2 separate regions of the Mus musculus genome follow, and region 1 is linked to region 2. The links are chromatin loops, found by intact Hi-C in ENCODE. Cell type or tissue: left cerebral cortex. All regions are shown on one strand. Each heading gives the region's core, and the rest is flanking DNA. Links, peaks and the distances in the headings are about the cores only.

Region 1 (11,125 bases), core at 2,038-7,037, 100 kb after region 2:
ACAACCACTCAAAATAAATCTTTATATGTGTTAGCTGTCTATTGTCAGGCTGAAGGGAGCTTTAGCTTAAATTATTTAACCTCAGTGATGCTCAACACTGGACTACTAGAGAGTGGGAGAGTTGCTGGCCTGGGCCAAGAGAGCTGGAGCATTTCAGTCAATGCTACTTCTAGTAGGAATCAGTCCCTGGCTCACAGCAAATGTGGAGGGAGCACAGAGACCCTAGAGCTAATAAGGAACCTTAGTCACCACAGCTAGGAAAGTTCCCACCATGATATAGACCTTCTGACACAATCCCTGAAGAAGGAGTCTCCAAACATGACCCCTGCCAATCCATCCACTCTTCACTGTATTTGCATGATGTGGATAAATGTCCCAAGGTCAAGCCCTTCCTGAACCTCTGATTTTATTAGGCTTCTCCTGCTTTTCCTTTCTCTATCCTCTTGTACCTAGAGAGTTCAATTAGTTCCTAAGCATGCCCTTTTCTATTATGCCCCCACTCCTCATTATCTTCAGGAGTGTATCCTCAGCAAATACAGCCCTAAAACACCGAGAAGCTGGGAGGAGCAGCCCATTTGCACAGGAGTAGTGATTAAGTCCCCTGCACTTTAATTTGCATAATCCCTTTTCCTTCCTGCTTCATAACGGTCTTTGATATTTTTTTTTCTCCAAATGGCATGGGTTGGGAGAAAGAATTAAGCAAGCATCAAAGTTCTGGTTCCTGTGTTCTCAGCTATTACATTAATCTTTAAGATTTTCTCTCCCATTTATTAAAAATCAGTGACTCATCCAACTTTACACACAAATCCATATCAAAGTTAATTAGAATTTCCGTAGTCTGTTTGTCTTTTCCTTTATTAATTCCTGGAAGCATGAAGCAAGACTGTGAGTATGCTTATGGAAGAAAGAAATAGAGAAGTCAGCAGACACAGCTGTCAGTCAACAACCAGCAGCATTTAGAACTGGACCCAAGTCCCTTAGACTGAAGAAGAAGGAGCCCTCTAAGCAGCCCAGAGGGTCAGGTTTGCCATGTCTGAAATTGAAGTTAGTTAGTCTTGGCCCCAATCTCAAGGACAGGGGCTTGACAAGGAGTAGAGGTTAGAAGAAGCAAACAATGGAGAATATACCCCTGTGTGCTTTTCTCCTTATCCATGATCAAGAAAAACAACCAGTTCTTTCTGTCAATTGACTTCCTCCTTCCTTTTGGGGTTTGGGGGCGTCTGTGTGTGCACTTATGTGCACATGAGTGTCTGGTTTGTGTGTGTGTGTGTGTACGCGCGCACACACATACACACACACACACACACACACATACATACACACGTGCGCTTACAGCACACATGTGCTCAACCAAGTACCTTTGCAAAACTTCTTTTTTTTTAAATTTTTTTTATTAGATATTTTCCTCGTTTACATTTTCAATGCTATCCCAAAGGTCCCCCATACCCACCTCCCCAATCCCCTACCCACCCACTCCCCCTTTTTGGCCCTGGGGTTCCCCTGTACTGGGGCATCTAAAGTTGGCAAGTCCAATGGGCCTCTCTTTGCAGTGATGGCCGACTAGGCCATCTTTTGATGCATATGCAGCTAGAGACAAGAGCTCCGGGGTACTGGTTAGTTCATATTGTTGTTCCACCTATAGGGTTGCAGTTCCCTTTAGCTCCTTGGGTAATATCTCTAGCTCCTGCATTGGGGGCTGTGTGATCCATCCAATAGCTGACTGTGAGCATCCACTTCTGTGTTTGCTAGGCCCCGGCATAGTCTCACAAGAGAGAGCTATATCTGGGTCCTTTCAGCAAAATTTTGCTAGTGTGTGCAATGGTGTCAGCGTTTGGAAGCTGATTATGGGATGGATCCCTGCATATGGCAATCACTAGATGGTCCATCTTTTTGTCACAGCTCCAAATTTTGTCTCTGTAGCTCCTTAAAAAAAGGTGTAGGAAGCAAAGTGGATCTAGAATGGAAGGAAGGAAGTCATCAGGACAGAACAAGCCAGGTTAAGCAAAGCACACTGGATAGTCAGGGCTGGGTCCTGCGCTTGCAGCAAAGAACTGAGAGCCACTGCTCCAGCACCGGGGTTTATTGCATATTGATTTTGCTTTAGGAGGTGTGTGTGGAAATCACATAAAACAAACTGAAAAGTAATTTTCTTCCCAAACTGCTCTTGAAACATGTCGGAGACTCTTTCAGTGTGTTTTCTTATTTAAAAACATCACTTGGACTCACCATGCTGGAGTCTAAAGGAAACACAAAAGAAAGGGTAAGAAACACAAGCTTAAGTCATGCACAGACAAAACAAGTCAGTGTTCATTCATTTTACATTCATACGAAAATAAAGTTGTGTAAACACATACTGTGTGGAAGGCAGCCATTTGGAGCTCAGGGAGTCGGGGAAACTCAAAAGGTAATATATAAGGTTTATCTTGGACTAGAGGATGTGGGCATGCCGGATCTCTGCAAAGCATTCTTCCAACCCAAATTTTGTGAGCACCCTCTAATTCAGGAGTCCCAGATTCTCCTCTATGTGTGTGGCTCCATCCCTCACTCACTGCCCCCACCTCCAGCTCAGCAATGGCTCTGCTGCTAGCATGGAACCAGCAATGAGCATCCTGGTTGGTAGTGTGCAGGTCTTCAGACCAGTCTTGGGGAGCAGGTAGAATAGAACCTTCTTCCTCTGCTTTGGCCCATCAGTTTCCAGCCCCTTGCCAGATGACTCAGAGCAACTCTAATACGTTGCACTGCTCAGTTCATTTCTGCAGCTGGTTCCTTTCTCAGAGTCCAAGCAGCCTGCAATGTGCGGAGGAATGCTGGGCTGTCGGGTGTTTATAAATCCAGGTCACTTCCAGTTTGCCCTCCCTACTTCCTGTAGGTAAACAAAACTGTGATGTCATAGTTTCCTGCCATCATGGTTTTCTGCTGCTGTGTACCCCCCCCATCATTATAAACTCTCCCCATAAAATCATAAGGTATATAAACTGTCTTCCAGAAGTTGTACTTGGTCATGGGATTTTATTACAGCAACATTTACATTTCATGATTTGCATAGCTGAGCCTATGCTTGTAAAGACCCTGTCACATTTCCATCCTTGCCACTTATGCCTTTTGAGATACTCAGCATCCTTCCTCCCGCATCCATTGATCCCTGCTTCCCCAGCCACTACAATTAACTTCACCATCCCTTTTCCAGCCTCTCCTTGGCTGATCTTATGGAACTACTTTAGTTTTGTAGTGCAATAATAATTTGCTGGATTCCAGTGAGCTATTTTTTTAATTCAATATTTGCATTGTATGGGGTTCTCTAAAGGAAACGAACCAATAGAATACATACACGTTATGAACAAAGATTCACTACATTGGCTCACAAGATATATACCAGGTAATCAAAAAATGTCCATCTTTAGAGCGGAGAGGCTGAGAAGCAGATATCACCTCAGTCCACACATCTGTTTTCTTTCGATATCCCAATCTGGTCTGCAGAAGATTCCTGGAGTCTTGTTGGAATCTGAAGAAGCTGGAGTCTGGTGTCAGTGAAGGATGACAACAGCAGCAGTGACGCACACTGGGTTATTCACCCCTCTCTTAGCTTGTAGACTCAGGAGCATCGGGAGTGTAAAGTTGTCAGCTTCCTGGCACCTCAGCTCCCTGCCAGCAGAGCGTAGGCTCGTTGTCAGAAAATACATTAGCATAGCTAGTAACTGCAAACACGTAACTAGTACTTAGAATAGTCTAGGTATACCTAAACCCACTAAGGAAACTATGTTGTCAGTCCCTTTCAATGTAAGGATTAAGCTTGTGTGGCCTCCTGATGTCAGCCTAAGGCTTTCCAAGAAAGACTTTTCTTTCTGTCCCACAATCAGCCAGGATGCTATCTCCACCTTCCCAGCAGTGGATCCATGTGAGGTTGTTCTAGTTCTCCCCACATTCTAAGCAACCCTAGATTGTTAGATAAAGCTTCGGTGTCCTCCAGAAACATGCCAATTCACATTTTAAGGTGTTATACTTAAAATGAAGAGGAAGGGGAGAATATATTTGAGCCCTTTCTACAGTCCCTCTTTAGTATTTATCATTGCTTGTGTGAATGCTTCTTTCTCTACCTTCATGATTGGTTTGAACCACAGACGTCTTGTTGTTGCATATATAAGTATTTCAATAGAGATGCTAGTTGTTGGTATTAGGACCTCCGAAACCCCTGACATCACATAGGCGAGACTCGAACACCTGTTACCAAGGCAACAACCACCATATTCCCAGAATCCACTTGGCTCACCTCCCACCTTTACGTCATCACCCATATATGAAGAAAGCCCCCCCCCCCCATCTACCCTCCCCCTCTTCCCGCAGCCACCTTGCCCTCTCTCGCCCAATAAACCTCCCGTGGAACTATTTGGTCTGGTGTGGTCCTTCTGAAGCCAAGTCGAAGTCAAGACCGCAACACTAGTTACAAGTTTACTTCTTTTATTACTTTTTCCCCAGGTGGTAAGATGTAAAGCTTCACCAGTAGAGGGCAGCAGAGAGACTGTTGGAGGGAGGGACACTAGTTCTTTGACTGGAAAGGAACTCAGGAGACACAAGATAGTGCTCACCTCCTGGGGAGTGTTGCCAACACTCCAAAGGTTGGTCCCTCAGGTCTAGCTCAGCCAGTTTCCCAGTGTGTTTTACACAGACCCAGTTGGTGCCTTCCAGGCTGCCAGAACCCACCTGCTGAGCCCCAAGCCTGAACCACCTCAATGAACTTCTCTGCCCATCAGCAGACCACAGCACACTCCCCCAGGAGATCTGGACTCAACTCCGGGACTAAGAAAGGGCAGCTGTTGGCTGGGGAGGTGGCGCAGAGGTTAGGAGCGCTTGCTGCCCTTCCAGAGCACACACACTCTGTTCCCAGCACCGGCTGCCCGTGATTCCAGCTCCAAGAATCTGCATGCTGCATTCACACACACGTGACTAGAAATACCCATACACATGAGTCAAAATAAAATTTCTGTGTTTGGAAAGAGTGAGGACCTTCAAAAGATAGAGGACTCCTCTGGACTAATTCCTTCCTCAGCTGTTCCACTTCCATCTTAGAGGAAGACCCACCCTTCTACCTCCTACTCTGCTAGTCTCTGCTTGCCCGGTGTTCATTAATGCCTTATTGCTAACTAGTAAAGCTTGACTTTGAATTTCCCTGTTAAAAGCACGGTGATAGCCATCACTACTAGCACCTTACCAATACAGACAGGAGGCCCAAAGGTTCTCTTACTTTCTCATCTTTCTTAGCACATCAGTGAATCTCAGACCTCCATCCCCCACCCCAGTGGCTGCTGCAGAGATTGAAATATACTTACAAACAACCCAAACTTCAAAATGACACTGTGATCTTTCAGTACCTTCATTTTAATACCCCCACCATGCATAGTTATACTGCTTAAAAGGGAACTGCTATTTGGGGTATGTGTTCTCCCCACTTTTCCCAGAGTTTTTCAGTTCTCAATGTTTCTATGGAGATATCCTCAGGCATAGACTTTTTATTCAGTAACAACAAGTCTACTAAAAGGTCTACCTAGTCAAGGGATGGAGGTAAATATTATCAAAACACATTGTAAGAAATTCTCTAAGAATTAATAAAAGGGACTGGGAGATCCCAGTGAATGAGCTCCTTGTTTTTTATCTAAGATTTCTTTAGGCTGAACCTCCAGCTTTCCATCGATTCCTGAGCAGGCTTTCTCCAGCTGGGCATTAATTCCCATTGAGTTGTCTGTTCCTGAGTTTCCACTCTGGTATGATTTTCTGTGCCTCTCACACCAACTTCAGGGACATTGACTTGCCTTCTGACCTTACTGCTCCTACTGTTTTAGGAAGAATTGCCTTTTCAGTTTATTCGACTTTGTATTCATTGTTCTGATGCAGTGGCAACTCGTACACTTCTCAACGCTATGTAAATAGTTATTATATTTTATTGTCTAGGGAATAATACAAGAAAAAGTCTGTCCATGATCAATTCAGACACACACTCCTCATGGTGCGATGACTTCACAGTTGCAGAACCCACAGATTGAAAGCTGTGCCTATGGAAGGCCAGCCCTACTATGTGCTGAATTGCCAATTTGGTCCACTTAGAAAGTTCCACGTCAACCTTTCCAAAGTTTGGAAGACATTGGTAATCATTTCTTAGATTAGTTCATTAAAGACCACAAAAGAGTGAAGTTTTAATATTCTTATTCCTAATCAAGTAGAATTGGTGGTGAAGAAGAAAGTATCTATATTGACAGCTCCGTCTCACAAGAGGAAATATAAATGCACTCTGTTGTTTTCAGAACAATGAGTGTCTTAGCATTCTGCAAAATATGTCTATGATTTTTTAATTCATGGATTTTTTCACATAAATTTCGATGTATTGCAATTATCTTAATTTATATTTTCCATTTTTGTCAAGGAATAAGCTCTCTGAATTGACCCGTAAGTCCTTTTGAAATGAGCTACTAGTCTTTAAAAGATTCCTTTCTTTTAAGTCCAAAAAGATGTTTCCAGCTCCAAGGAATCCTTGTTTCTTAAGAGGAAATGTCATTTAGAAACTATAATCCTGGTTCTAGGTGCTCATTACTACACAGACAAGGACTAGAAAATTGGTCTTTTCAAAAAAAATGCATCATAATACTTCCCAAGAAAATTGTACACCTGATTACAACTTATAGACTACTTAGCATCTTTATGAATGTTTTGATTCCTGATATTAACAAAAACTGTATTTTAACTTATCTGAAATATATAATAGTTTCTGAATACTTACTAATATGAATGTCGCTTCTTTTTACCTTGATGCATCCCTACTAAGAATGATTAGACAAATGGTTATTTTTACAATACTTTAAATGATTTCTATTTTTAAGAGGCTAACATAGATAGCTTCGTTTTACTTTTACTGTGATTCTATAACTAGTTTTTGTCTTCATTTAGAATGTGTGGAAACTGCACGCCTTTAATCTCAGCACTTGGGAGGCAGAGGCAGGCGGATTTCTGAGTTCCAGGCCAGCCTGATCTACAAAGTGAGTTCCAGGACAGCCAGGGCTATACAGAGAAACCCTGTCTCGAAACCCTCCCATCCCAACCCCCCCCCCCCAAAAAAAAGAATGTGTGAAAACAAAACATTAACATAGTTCCAGTTCCAACACTTTGTAGAATGCAGTCTAGCATTACCTTTCCCTCTACTAAATCATTCCTGGGTGCTGGCCAGCTGTTAAGAGAAAGCACTGTCAGCTCTTTCATTTTGTGGTGCTGGAATTGAACCCAGGGCCTCATTAATGCTCAGCAATCACTCAGCCAGTTCTAATTTTTCAAATAAAATTAAAAATGAATACATAGCAGTATTCTTTTTTAAAAAGGGGGGGGGGGCAGCATACTATACACTGTTCTGTACTGGTTTTGTTTTGGGTTTTGTTTTCACATCCTGAAAATTACTCCATGGAAACTACTCACATGCAGTGGCAAGTCTGCTAAATAGATACTCTGTGCTCTATGAACCATTCCTCAAGAATATTTCCAGTCTACAAATAATATAGGTGAACACGTCTTGTCATGTTTTTGCCGTTGTATCTTATTTTCTGTTAGCCTTCACTATGCATAGCATACTACTTCTCCAGATCAGCTCTTCTGGATGAATCAGCCACATCCTTCCCTTGTTTTCACCCTTGGGACTCCAAATGGTTGGCAACTCAACTCCATCTGGATAAACCATACATTCATCATTTCTACTAGTTAGCAGGCTGTCACTGAGGTTTCTCAAATGGTCTCTCATAACCCACATTGGAAAGCATGGTGCTCTAAGAATAAAGGAAGCACAATATGAAAGTACTTTTCAGTCTTTGGTGGTTGTCAAGTTTATCCTTTTGGTCAAAGCAGGTCACTTCAGCAAGCAGAAGTCAATGCAGAAGATGCACTGTCAAGAGGGTGTAGTGGGAATTTTGGTTTCTTTAAAAAGCCAATTATGAGAATATGTTTTTCTTTTAATCCCAGGTATGGAATAAGAGGCTGCTTCACAGCAGGTAATTATTTGTCTCATGCCCTAGCAGGGGCATGATTTTTGCTGTATATACTTCAGTTTGGGGGACTCTGGAAAGGGTATAAATAGAAGAGTCCTGAGAGGGGCTGTAGCAGCTGCTGGCCTCCCTGCTGCTCCTAGTCGCAGGTTGTTGTGGTTTGACAAAAGTTGGAGATATCCTTAGGACAAAGACTGGACTTGCCCCTAGGAACCTGACACCCCTGATCAACCGGAAGTAGTTTAAGAAGATTTATGCCCCTTTTCCTTTTTATTATTTATTTACTCACCTGACAACAAGAGGATTTATTGTACACGAGTTACATTTGGCCACAAGAGAGAACAGAACTAGTGCAGGATGTCAAAAGTCAAGGGCAGAGGGCCAGCAGGACTGTTTTGGTTGTAAGAAAGGCAGTCAATTTCCCAGGTGATCTTGGTGAGGTGACATTCCAGGTCTACTGAGAATTATTACCAAGAGCAGCATGCAGTCCAACAGCTTGTTCCGGTGTCCCAGCCTTCAGCATCCCTTACTTCTGCTCCTGCAGGCTTCGTGGGTGCACAAGCTGGTTTATTTGGACCTCTGCCTCATCTTTCTTCTCTTGCGCTTCAGCCTGTGCATTCTCTTCTTCCGCCACTTCGCTCTCATGATGCAGGAGTTTCAAGGAAGATGGCACTGAGAGCCCTTTTTCCCTTACTACCTCCTTTTTCTCCTACCTACTGCTGAAGGGTTGGAAGGGTAGTAGGGAGGTGGGTATAAAAACCCCAGTAAAAGTCAAAACAAAACACTCCAAGAGGGAAAGATTTAAGAGCCCTGCCCAAAGGCAAATTCAAGCGTAAACTATGAGTGAAAGAACCTGCTCCCTCAATCACCAAGAAAGCATGTCAAACTTTCATAGATGTCTCTAAATGTGAATAGTAGTTCAGTATTTTAAAACTCAATTGCATGTGAAGTTGAAAACACTGTATATGCCTCCTATATGCTTTGTACATGTTAGGAACACGCAGTTTTTCAGTATGAAATAAAATACACTTTCTGGTTTTTCATTTGGTTTTAATTTGTATTATATAAATGTAGTCAAATGTATCAGTCTTTGTATAATGCTTAGAGATTTTTGAGCCATTTCTTCTCCAAACACTGGGGGAGTTTAAGGCTTTATTTTAAAGTTTGTGTAGGGGGTTGTTTGGGAATGGTGCTAGACTAATGCTCAAAGTCCATATTTCCCTCGCTGATGTGCCACTTGGCTGTGGATTTGATTAGTCAGATCTGTATTAGTTGACATTTAAAGTATGATTAATCCCAAGCAAAATGTTAAAGTCTGTGCTTTGCTCTTCATCTTCTCCTCTGCCTATAGATTTTTATAACAGCAATCCTGTCTCTCTTGAATCCCTATCCAGGATGCCAGCAAGAGCGTCGATGCATCAATATCACTCAGCAGTTAAAAGTACAGGGATTTTTATGTTGAGTTTTGTCGCTTCCTTCTTGTGTGATCTTGGGCAAATTATTCTATCCTTATATTGAAGAGAAAGCATCCATCACATCATTTTATAAAATAGCACAACACAGGGACCTGGCTAGCCTCGGACATGGCATGTCAGTGCTCAATAAATCCGTCTACTAAAAGAGAAAATCCTGAATACCCAAGTGGTAAGAGTGTATGCAAATGAAGAATGTGATCAATGTAGAAACAGAATTGGAAATGAAACTGTGTTGTATGTTGTGAGCACACACAGAGGGTCTTTGCTATGCAAGCAATGTGCATATTCTAGGTATGCCAACTGAATCCAACCTATCAGTACTATGAAAACTCAAAACAGCAGAAGGCATTTGGAGTTGGCTTATACATAAAACAATAACACAATAAAAAAGCTCGGGGAAGCCAAGCAGTGGTGGTGTATGCCTTTAGTCCCAGCACTTGGGAGGCAGAGGCAGGCAGATTTCTGAGTTCGAGGCCAGCCTGGTCTACAAAGTGAGTTCTAGGACAGCCAGAACAAAAAAAAAAAAAAAAAAAATCTCAAGAGCTGAGCACTTGTCCCGAAAACACTCTAAGTTCCTAGATAATGCTCTGCTCTCAACTTCCCATACCAGAGTTGGTGCTATCATAGCAGAGTAGAAGACTGTCATCCCTGAGGGTAGAATGGTGTGCCCCCTGAAGCCACCCCTCCATCTGCCCCAAAACTGCAGATCCTCTAGTCTGTAGAACAGCACTGCCTAACCCTCCCCCCAAACAAAACAAAAACAAAACAAAAACGAACTGCCAGGAAGACATCTAAAACTTTGAAATAAACTTCTAACATTTATTGATGGCTAGTAGGAACTTTAGTTTCATATGGTTTTAAGAAGCATAACAGAAATTTCTAGACAAGTGACTATTTTGAATTTTTATGGTATTTCGTGAGTGTGAGGCATTTGCTAAAAGCCACAAAGTGCACCTAAAATAGGGCATTTCGTTGTATATAAATTTACCCTGAAACTTGAAAATTCCAATGAACAGCCATGTTGGAATATTCAAGAAAAATCTACTGTTTGAAATGGTTCCAGATGGATTGACTGATAGATGGAAAGTTGGATGCTAATACAAAATTTAAATGAACACAGGTGTCTGTAAAGTTCAATATTTTTCAAAAACTGTTGAAAACATTATTCAAGGCTGTAGTTATAAGCAAATTGCTCTACACCTGCAAATACACATCATGATATCTAAGTAGGAATGCCTTCTAGTGTACCTGCTGCCTATCCTCTGACCCACTGACCTTGTCCTCTAGCCCAAACGTTTGCCCACAAGAGGTCCCTCTTCGGCTACACTTTCATAGACAGATTGAGGCCCCTCTTGGGCAAAGGAGAAAAAAGCTGTGATCCATTTGACTAGTTGGTCAGAGCTTTGTAATGAAAGCCAACCCTATGTACTGTCACAGCAGATCAGCAACATACATGCTTTTCTGCACCAAGAAAATGTACAAAAACTTGTAATTAGAAGTTTTCAATTGGAGTTGGGCACGGTAGTTCTTGCCTTGTCTGTGTCCGGAAGATCAACAGCTCAAGCCCAGCCCACACTACATGTAACTCACCTCCAATATTTTTTTAAACTCATAAATTTCTTGTTATTCAATTACCTT
Region 2 (11,125 bases), core at 2,699-7,698:
TGTATAGTTCAATTCAGGTAGAGTCCTCAAGGGTCTAAGGCAATTATTTCAGAGCAGGGCATGAGCTTTCTCATATTTCAAATCAATTAAGACTTTGTCAATAACACAGCAGTTCAGTTTTAATATTGAAAACACAATTATTTCCTCATTATTGAAATAGAAGGAAAGGATGCTACTTACTTAACAGTAGCACAACTGTAGGAAACATCTCTCCATCAGGTCCTGCTTCCTGACCTGCCTGAGTTCCAGTCCTGACCTCTTTTGGTGATGAACAGCAAGCTGGAAGTGTAAGCTGAATAAGCCCTTTCCTCCCCAACTTGCTTCTTGGTCATGATGTTTGTGCAGGAATAGAAACCCTGACTAAGACAAATTGGTCCCAGTATAGTGGGGTATTCCTGTGACAACCTGACCATGTTTTGGGAAGGACTGTGGCAGGACTTTGGAACTTTGGGCTAAAAGATCTATTCGGTGTTAAGAGCTCTGTGGGTTGTTGTGTAGAAGCTTGGAAGATAATGTTGAGAACAGTCCAGAAGATGAAGGCCTGGCTTGTGAAATTTCAGAGCGAAGATTCAAGACTTTTTTTTTTTCATTTTTAATTTAATCTTCTATTCTTATTTGTTTATTTATATTTTTACACTCCAGATTTTATTCCCTTCTTGGTCCACCCTCTGGATTAAAGACTCTTATCAGGGCCATGTTTTGATTGTGAAGATTCTGTGGTTTTGGTTATGTAGGGCTGAAGAATCAGTTGTGATTAACAAGATACCATCAAACCTTTGTGTTACTGGGGCTATTGATGCTGGTTAGCTGGAGCTAAGAAATTAGCAGTGATTAAGAAGAGATCAGCATCACTGAGGTGAAATCTTCTGGGAAGTGTTTTCTGAGAGCACAGAGGCTGAGCTCCAGAGATAGCCAAGGTTGTACTTTGGGCTGTGGCTGGACTTAGTAATGTGTAAGAGTCACGTAGGTGGTACTGGTTTTGAAGGCATGAAGGAGTCATGAAGAGCAGCTGAGGCTTAGGACTGTGAGAGGCCATGGAAGACCATTGGTGAAGGTGCAGCCTCCTTTGCAGTTGATGGCCCAGGACTGAATGGGTCATGCAAAGGGATTGAGGCTTGACACCATGAAGAGAGCCTCTGAGAGCTATTGGTGTGGAAGACAGCAGTGTTTTGGAGATGCCAGTACCATGAGATGACCACCAAGAACAGCAGCAGCAGTGGAGTACAGGCAGCTGAAGCCTAGAAGAGAAGGTGTGTGCTACAAGGGGTAGGGCTGGAGAAGTGACCCAAGCCCTTAGAAGAATCCAGAAGATCATGAGTAGATCTCAGACATTAGACGGTTGGAGTTTGATTTTGCTTTTGATTGTGACTGTGCCCTGATATTTTTCCCTCTTGAATTAAGAAGGTAATTTAGTGGAGCCCACAGTTAAGAGACTTTGAATTTTTACAAGACTTTAAAATTTAAAAGATATTGGATATTTTAAAAGGGTTGAGCTTTTAATATGTAAAGACTGTGGGAATTTTAAAGTTATTTAGATCTTGGGGATGAATAAAAAAGTATTGAGACTTAATAGTGATGTGTTTGTGTGGCAAGTTGACAAGGGGTCAATTGTACTGGCTGGTTTTGTGTGTCAACTTGACACAGCTGGAGTTATCACAGAGAAAGGAATTTCAGTTGGGGAAGTGCCTCCATGAGATCCAGCTGTGAAGCATTTCCTCAATTGGTGATCAAGAGGGGTGGGCCCATTGTGGGTGGTACCATCTCTGGGCTGATAGTCTTGGGTTCTATAAGAGAGCAAGATGAGCAAGCCAGAAGATGCAAGCCAGTAAGAAACATCCCTCCATGGCCCCTGCATCAGCTTCTGTATCCTGACCTGCTTGAGTTCCAGTCTTAACCTGCTTTGATGACGAACAGCACGTTGGAAGTGTAAGCCTAATAAACCCTTTCATCTCCAACTTGTTTCTTGGTCATAATGTTTCTGACTAAGACAACAACTAAAACGCTTTTGAGGATAGTCTACTGACTGATTGCCATCCTAAGACTAGACAAGTACAAGACTTCTTTTTCTTCTTCTTATAAAGAAACCCTTGTGCATTGTAAGGCTGCCAGCACAAGAATAAAGGAGATGAAGAAGTCTCTTTTTACCTTAAGAAATGCCACCTCAATGAAGCCTTCGTTGATAAAGGCACCTAAGAACAACAAAGGGTGAGGGCACAGTAGAACAAGTTACACTGACACTGAAATCAGAAAGGGGAAGAGGTTACAGGAAAAGGTGACAACAGACATCAAGTTCAAAGGCTTTGGTCTTTGATGCTCTGCTCTTCTCCTCTTACCCATGTTCCCCTTGGGTATACAAAATGATAATCCAATTATTGACTCTATGCAAATGTCTCTTGTGACAGACAGGCTAATGTCACTTCAAAGACATGCACATTCTTGAAGCCCAAGCTAGAACAGATTTTCTCAAATGGTTAAATTGATTTTGCACATGGGCAGAACTCTGGATGGGACCAATATAAATAATCACAGAGATCCTTATAAATGAAAGGACATGGAAGCAACAATTGGGGAAACCTATAAAGATGCTTTACTATTTTAAATCTCGAAGAAGGATCCAGAGACCAAGGAATGCAGGTGGTACCTTGAGGAGAAAAATGGGTCTGTCTTTGGGGATATTTCCAGAGAGAAATAAGGGGGAAGGTACACCCAGAATGTAGGGAGTACTTTTCCATAAGTCAGGAACTTGGATGGGATATAAGAGGAAGGAAGAGAAGCCCAGAGAATATTCTTTTCCCTGCTTCCAGGTATGATGTAAGCACTCCACTCTGCCACACCCTCCTCACCATGATGCAATAAAACCTCTGGGTCTGTGAGCCAAAATAAACACATCTTCCCCTGAACTGACTTTCTTGGGTATTTGGTGACCATCATAAATATTGTAACACAGACTCTCATCTCAATCTACCTGTGGTGCTTTGAAAGAAAATGGCCCCCACAGAGCCATAAGAAGTGGCCCTATTGGTGAGGCTTTGTTGAAGGTTGGTATATAACTAGATGATGGGCTCTGAGGTCTCAGAAGCTCAAGCCAGTTCTCTTCCTGTTGCCTGCAGATCAAGATGTAGAACTCTCAGCTCCTTCTCCAGTACCATGTCTACCTGAACACTGCCATGATTCCCACCATGATAATGGACTAAGTCTCTGAACTGTAAGCCAACCCCAGTTAAATGTTTTCTCTTATCAGAGTTGAAGTGGTCATGGTGTCTCTTCACAGTAATAAAACACTAAGTTACTGCCTGCAGAGTTGGCGATCCTGCCTTTCTGGTTTAAGCCCAAATGTTCATAATTCTTCAATGTTCTCCCTTCTTGCCAGTTGCAATGCTTCTCACCCCACCATGATGAGATCTACCATGATGAAATCCTACCCACACATCCTGTTATTACTCCCTTTGTCATGATCCTAAAAAGAATTCTAATTTTTAAAGAGTTAAATTCTAACAAAAATTTAAGACAGCTTACATAGGTATATGAATAATCAAATAAAGGTGATGGGGGAAGGGAATAGAAGCTGGAACCCTTTGTACCCTTGACTGAATCATTAGGCAAAATAGATTCCAGTAGTAGTGAGTCTTCATCAGATAAGCTGATTCAAGGAGTTTTCAGACCTGAAAAGATCTAGTTTCCATAGTTACAGAAAGTGAGAAATATTGGTAGAGAAATGCAGTGAAATGATCTTTCCAGAAATATTCTAAAAACTCCGTTCCTTACCATGCCTCAAGCTCTCTTATGTCACTCAGCCATGATTGCTAGCAACCCTATTCCCAGGGTATGGCTATGGTACCCACAAGGGTGTACCTTCAGTCTGTAACAGGCAGAATCAGGATACAAGAGCCCTGGGATTCCCTAAGACAAAAGTTCTTGTCAAGTAAGAGTTGGTACTTGGAAGGTCCAGCTGACCCAGTTAAGGCAGCATTTCATCCTGTATAAGTTGTGGAGAGAATAAGATATGTCAGACAAATCTCAGCTCGATAGAGAACCTCTCTAAAAGGCCAAACTCTTAGAAACCAATAAGGAAGAGTGCTTCACTTTTTACTGACAGCTTGTCACTTTCCACGAGAAGCGTCTCTGCCTAGGCAGTCTCAGGACACCAGATCCTGCCTCTGTCCTGATGTGCACTGCAACCTGTGTCTGTCAGTGTTGGCTTTTAGAAAACTCTATATGTGGAGACACCTGTTCTGTTGTGATCTTGATAATATTTTGTGTTGTTTCCCAAAGCTGAGTATCTCCTATGAGTCAGTCTTCCCTGTGGGTCATCAAAATGAACATCCCACTCCCACTATGTCTGGCAATTGTCTGTTGTTGTTATTTTCTGTGTGTTTGTTTGTTTTAGCTAGGACAAAAATTAACTAAGAAAACAATGTAAGTGGATAAGTTGTTTATTTTGTTCATGGTTTCAAAGCTTTCACGGAGGGTTCAAAAACACAGAGTGGTTCATTCTACGGTAACCTGGAAGCAGATGAACAGAACACTGAGCTCTTGGGATTCCTCCCATTTCCAGTCTCTTCTACCAGGCCAGATGGCACCATCCACTCTCGGATTTTGGCTACCCCTTAGTTAAGCTCAGATCTATCTGGAAATGCTTTGATAGACTCACCCAGGGGTATGCTTTTCTAATCCCCAGACACTTTTCAACCCAATGAAACTGACAATCATGATTCACCAACATAGTCATTGATGGTATGCTTCAGTTACTGGGTCCCAGGAGTTACCTTAGCATCCACGGATTCAGTAAATAATGCTAGGCTAACTAAGGGAATAGCCTGGTTGTGACTAGCCCACAAGAGTATATTCTAATTTAGACTCTTTTTTTTTCTTTTTTGCCATACTAGCCAATGTCTGTGTGTATTTGCTGAAGCCAAGCAGTATTTTTTGACCTTTAATTTTAATAATAGACTCAGCCCAGCTTCAGAAATGTAACCACTGAGAATGCATGCAAATGAGTGTTTTAATGGTAAAAAAATACCTTTCTTCTCTCTCTTCTCCCTTTCCTTCATGCTCTCTTATATTGATCTTAATCAAACCATGCTTGTCCCTTTCTAGCCCCAAAGGCAGTTTAAATGAGCACACTCTTCAGCAAGCCGTCAGTACCATTATCTGAAACATCGGTGTTCATAGCACAGTAATCGACTATCCAAGAAATGGTCTGAACAGGACCATTGTGTGCCACTCTCCCTAGTTCTCTCAGGAAAACTCCATCAATAAACTACACATCCAGTAGATGGGGCTGCTGATGCTCTCTAGGGGAGACTGAGTCACATTTGAAAGGGCAGATCCACCCTCATCAGTGGAATTGTTGGGAAAACCTCTGTCCTTGTAGGAAAATTAAACTAAAGAAAACATTTTATTAAGTACCTCTCCCACTCAGGAGAGGTGCTTTCTTGAGAGTGGATGTCTGACTAATCTCAATCTCAATTCTAATTGTCAAGGTTAAAGTCTTGGGGAAAGTCAGGCCAACAGAAACTATCATTTCAAAAACGTAATGTACACTAGAAGATAAAATGTCTGAAACTAGGTGGTAGAGTTTACTAAGAAAAGGAGAGAGAGAGAGAGAGAGAGAGAGAGAGAGAGAGAACATAGAATAAAGTAGAAAAGACCAGTTATTAGATATTGATTTATTTAGCTGTTTGGTTATAGCTATTATACTACCTGTTTGCCAAACATGATTTCACTTGCCACCAGGAACAGAATAACTTGGAGAAAATAGCTGCAACAATATGTCATTCACTGTCCTTAACAACCTGGTGACTGCATGGAGGCTTCCGTAAACTCTGGCTCGCTTACCCGCCCCACCTGATGGTTTTAGAGTATATAATGAGAGTACAAACTAGGCCCAGCATTTAAGCCTTTCAGGAGCTGTCCTGGCTTTGATCCACGGGCAGCATCTCCTCTCTCCCACTCACATTGGCATCGGAACGCTTATTGGAGAAAGGTTCCCTCAACAAAATGGAAGACATGTGACAATCAGGCTGAAGCAGGTAGAACAGAGAAATCCCTCAGGAGTCACATGGCAGTCTTCAGTGGGATGATAGCCACAGTGCACAGTCACAGCCAAAATCCCTAAGAAACTGCTTAGAAAAGTGGTCCCCTCGGCCGTGTGCCCTGGAAGTGCTGATTTCTCAAGATCGGCTTCTGTAAATGGGTCAGAAAGGATATAAAATGCGGAGGTTTAACTCACTCATAAAATATCCATTTAAATTCTGAACTGCTTCCTTGGAGAATCGCTTTAGTTTTCAGTGAATTTCTCGCTTTAAACTGGAAACTGTCATTGTTTAATTACATTGCTTCTGATTATGCCCTTAAATGTCATGTGGCATCACACATTGTTACTTTTTTTTTTAAAGACATTTAAAATTCAGTTTATTCTATGAATTTAGGGAAATACTCACAGGACCGTTTCTGACAGCTGCTTTAATTTTAAAACTTATTCAGGCCTACTGGTACAGGTTTATAATCCCAGCTACCTGTGAGTCCAAGGCAAGAGGATCAAGAGTAGAAAGCCTGGCTGTGCGGTAGAAGACTGCAAGGCCAACATGAGCAATTTTGTGAAATGTCTCATAACAAGCAAGGACTAAGCTGCTGCTTTTTGGTAGAGCAAGCAGTTGCCTAGGATATCTGAGGTCCTCAGTTTAATTCTCAGAACCAAAAAAACATAATAATAATAATAATAATAATAATAATAATAATAATAATAATAATTTTAAAAATAAGATGAGAAAATATTTATTCTAATCAGAATGTGTCCTGATCAGTATTGATACATAAAAGGTAGACCTTGGAGAGCTGCTCTTGTGTCCTGTCCAACTTTATATTATCAGTAACTAATTTTCTTACCCATAATTCCACCTGTCTTGAGAAAAATATCCTCCACACACACACCCAAAAAGGATGGTCTATGTCCATCAGGAGGAGCTGACTCTGTAGCCCAGAGGACTACCATCAGGAAGGGTAAACATGCCCCCACATACATACAAACCATAGATAAAAAATTTCACAGTGACGCAGATTCCTTTCAAGATTAAGCCTTTCTCCCAGAGAACAGTAGGTGCTTGCAAGAGCCCAGGTACAGGAGTATTTTTGATAGGCCACAGTAATGTTTTCCAAACCTATCTCCAAAGAGCAATAGACCCCCTGCAATATTATAGATTTTCTTTAAAATTTCACTTCAGTAAACATAAGAGCTTAAGAAATTCTCACTTTATTATGGAACTTTGCTATGGTACTGTGAGTTGGAACTTTCCATTAGTGAACTGTATCATATATATTCTCCCGACTAATTTGACCACAGAACTTATTCAGAGTGTCTGTGCACATCTCGTGGGGGCTCTCGTGCCTCAAGGAGCACAGATTGGAAAGGACTGCATTTGTTTAATATGACAGAGCCCATGGAGCCGTAGTTGCAAACGAGTGCCCAGAGAGCATCACTCTAAGCAGTCTTGTTGTCTGTGCTTTTGCCATTGAATGCCCAGCAAGGCTATCAAATGTTTCCTACGCCAACTCTCAGACTTGTAGCCGTCATCAGAAGCGGCAGGTTCAAGCCAAGTGACAAACAGTTGTACTCGCCAACATCATTCGGGAGCATTCGCAAGCTCCTTTCCTGGCCTGCTTCTCAGATTCTATGCAATTGTATATTCTCAGTGCCAGGACTATCTGGCTGTACATTTAATTTCCAGTTTTGTTTTGGAGCCCTGTCATTTCATCAATCAGAGCAATTCCATCTGCTAAAATGCTGACGAATCCAGCTGCTTTGTCACTTCCAATCAATTCACTAATGTTTCCACGTTCTGTTTCAATTAGCAGCCTATTCTTTGCTCTGTTTGATGACTTGATGCTACCTACTGTCTGCAGATTAAAAAATCAAATTACACATTGCTTTGTCCTTGACATTAAAAAAAATCCTTTCTTCTTTACCAAATTATTTCTATTTAGTGAGTTTACCCCTCTGAAGTTAAATTATGCTCTACCACACTGGGAAGTAAGAGATTCAATTGTTACACAAAGAATGGATCCATAGTGGGCTCTCCCCTTGACATTCACTTGGTCCTGGTGCTCTTACTCCAAAGTCAATCTTCTCTCATCTAAGGCTTCTATTGTTGCATTTTTTTCAGCACCTTCCACCAAACACCTCCTGAAAGCGTTATTTATTTAACCATAATCCCTTACTCACTTTATTTAACTTACCAATGACAATACCTATATTTTCTAGTGTCTGCAGCTCTTGACTTTGAGATGTAAGGAATGAGTTAGACACAGCCGTTCTTGGTGTTGATTATGTTATCGCTCAACCCACCCCCCCCCACACACACACACCTACTGATTATGAAGTAGCCATTTGAATGGTGTTTTCAAGCACACCCAGCGCCTCTTATTTTCTCTTCCTCTGAAAAGCAATCTATGTTTACCTATTTTCATTATACGAAATTGTATAGGTTTTTTTCCTTACAAAATGCAGAAATAGCATAGAAATCTGACTGTCCTTTCCCATGTTCTGTGTCACAACTGACAGCATGACACTTTCATAGCCTAAAGCAATACAGCAGCAGTACTGTGGGTCATATTTTTAACTTTAATAACAATTTGGAATTGCCTGCAGCCTGCCTTATTTCTGGTCTTGCTGATTTCTCAGGGACCTGTGATAACACAGCTCCCAGTTGCCCGTCTAATCTGCCTTCTGCCTTCTTTTGTATTTTCTTTTGATGTCGTTTTTCACGGTTATCGGGTCTTGCAGTAAAATAACCTGAATCTATAGCTCTACCTTCTTCGGGGCATTCTGAGGAACTAGAATTTGCTTCCTGCCTGCACGATCTCGCAAGTGTTTACTTTTTCCTGTGGCTGGCCTTGAAATCTTCGTCAGCTTTAATCTTTCTTAGACATTTGAAAAGAAAAAAGAAAAAAAAAAAAAAAAGACATGGCTTGTCAGTGGAAGTTCCACTTTCCTTCAGTATAACAAGATCCCATTTGGGTTGTGCTTAAAAGACGGGGTCGTCATTCGATGCTTAGAGATTCATTAAGTGTTTACAATGGATGCACATGTGCCTCGTGGTTCAGAGAGTGTTTAGTGAGCACCAGCTCTATCCATTACTTTTCTCTAGCTGGATCTGAAAAGCTCAACTTAAGAAAGAAAGGGCTTATCTTGACTCCTAATTTGAGGGTGCAGTTCACCACATCAGAGAAGACATGACAGCAAAAGCAGCCTCGGCACCAGGAAAATGAAGCAGCTGCTCACATCGTGCCCACGGTCAGAGCAGATCAATAAGACTGCTACCTGGTTCCCTCTTTTTCTTTTTCTTTCCCTGTATTCAATCCAGGCATCAACCCATGGGATGGTGCTCCCCACATTTAGGGTATGTCTTCCCTCTTCAGTTAAACCGCTCTGAAACTGCATTCCCTTACAGACACACTTAGAGATTTGTCTCCAAGGGGATCCATATCCAGTCAAGTTGCCAAGGTATCAACTATGAGGCAAGTACTGTCTCTCTCAACCCGTACAGCTGAGTACAGAGTTCACAACTTCATAGTGTTTCCTCATTCGTATTCTCTGACTGTTAGAAAACATGTCTCCTTGTGGAGAACTTTATAACTCCTCCAATTGTAGTTCTTTGCCTGAAATATCCTGGAATAAGTACAACATTCCTCTTATACCAGAGAACCTTGGACATCGCACACATTCTCCAGCCTTCCCCAATTTAAGCCATCTGCAAACTTGATGGAAAGATCTTCCTCACTTAGTCTCCAGTGCATTACTGCAGCTTGAGTACATCACAGAGTATATTATTTCAGCCTGTTAAGATCCGACCTACAAACAGAGATGCTCAGTGTACACCTCTTTTCCTTACCCCTTATACCCTCGTTATCTGTCTTGTATCCCAAGATGAAGAGAAAACGTCATAATTTGGGGGATATAGTTCTGTGATACTAAGTTACTATCTCAGTCATGTAGAGGATTGCAAGGTGGTTTGAGAGAAGTAGTCACACAATGTGACTGCTTTGGTGGCAAACAACAGAAAACCAAACGTGAGATCTAGACTGTAAAGACAAAATCATTTCCCACACCATGGTGTGAGGTAGCTTAGACAATGCCAAAATATCACTGCAGAGATGATCTTAATGCCCTTGCGTTATTTCAAGATGACAACAGGAGCATCCAGCTCTTCCAGACAAGGCATCCTTCAAAATAGGAAGAAGGAACCTGAGCAGAAGAGGAGAAAACCCTTTGTTGTTCCTTATCAGAAAGGCTTCTCATAAAGCTTACTGACCAAATGAATTCTACACCCAAATTCTACCCTCATAGTTCTCTGAGTGAGGTTCCCAACTCCTGCCTCTCCTGAGGATTTATTAGAAATTTGAACCCCCAGACTCTATCAGAAGAAACTCTGGAGTCAGAGTCCAGGATTCTGAATTTTAACATGAACTCCAGATAGTTCTGGCCCCTGATAAATGCGGAGAGTTTCTATCCTATTCGCACCAAAGCAGAATCCTTTGGCAACACTCAGAGGAGTGGTTCTGTACCTGTTCAGACCGGGTCATGCTTTGGTCTGCAGTACTGTGGGGCTGATGATGGTCTAAAGGAGGAACAAGCACGTGGTAGTGAAGAGTGAAAAGTACAGAAAATGAAGACAGAGATATGGAGTGGGAGCAAGAGGCCCAAGTTGCCATGGGTATGGAAAGCAAGAATCAGACCTCACGTCGGAAATGACTGATTTCTGCAGATTAGAGGGAGCTAATATAACTAATAAACAGCTGGAGGAAATCAGTGTTCTAGTGAAAAATAGGCTTGATTATTCTACTTCAAATGCAATTTAAGAGTGTGATAAGTACCATATCGTGACACATTTGCCGAAAAGCGATTCCACACTGCAAAAATCAGTAGCTAATTAGAACTTCAGTAAAATGCCAGATTTCATACAATGTGTGAGGTGGGGTAAAGAAGGTTATTTATCAAAATGCAAATTACTGATTTTGCATCTCTTCTTCTAAAACCCGTTTTACCTCTGCAGCACAGCGATTTGCTTGTTTTCCTTTCCTTTTCTTTTCTTTTTTTTTTTTCTCTAGACAGGATCATAATCTGACT

What was found. Peaks named below come from ENCODE experiments on the same cell type or tissue, not always from the same donor. Only the 100,000 strongest peaks of a DNase experiment are listed, where the experiment ranks them.
Region 1: it touches region 2 in a loop (2.3-fold over the local background); 2 of 42 quality-filtered maps call a loop at or near these places.

Annotation. Positions count from the first base shown.
Region 1 is chr1:51,454,683-51,465,807 of GRCm38, forward strand. It overlaps a transcript of Nabp1 not described here. Among named protein-coding and RNA genes, the nearest start is that of Nabp1, 18 kb to the right of the region's middle. In left cerebral cortex, for the core only: a CTCF peak has its summit at 4,507 (motif pointing right); DNase peaks (open chromatin) are centred at 3,640 and 4,609.
Region 2 is chr1:51,352,464-51,363,588 of GRCm38, forward strand. No RefSeq gene overlaps it. Among named protein-coding and RNA genes, the nearest start is that of 9330175M20Rik, 24 kb to the left of the region's middle. In left cerebral cortex, for the core only: a CTCF peak has its summit at 5,270; no DNase peak of the experiment used is centred there.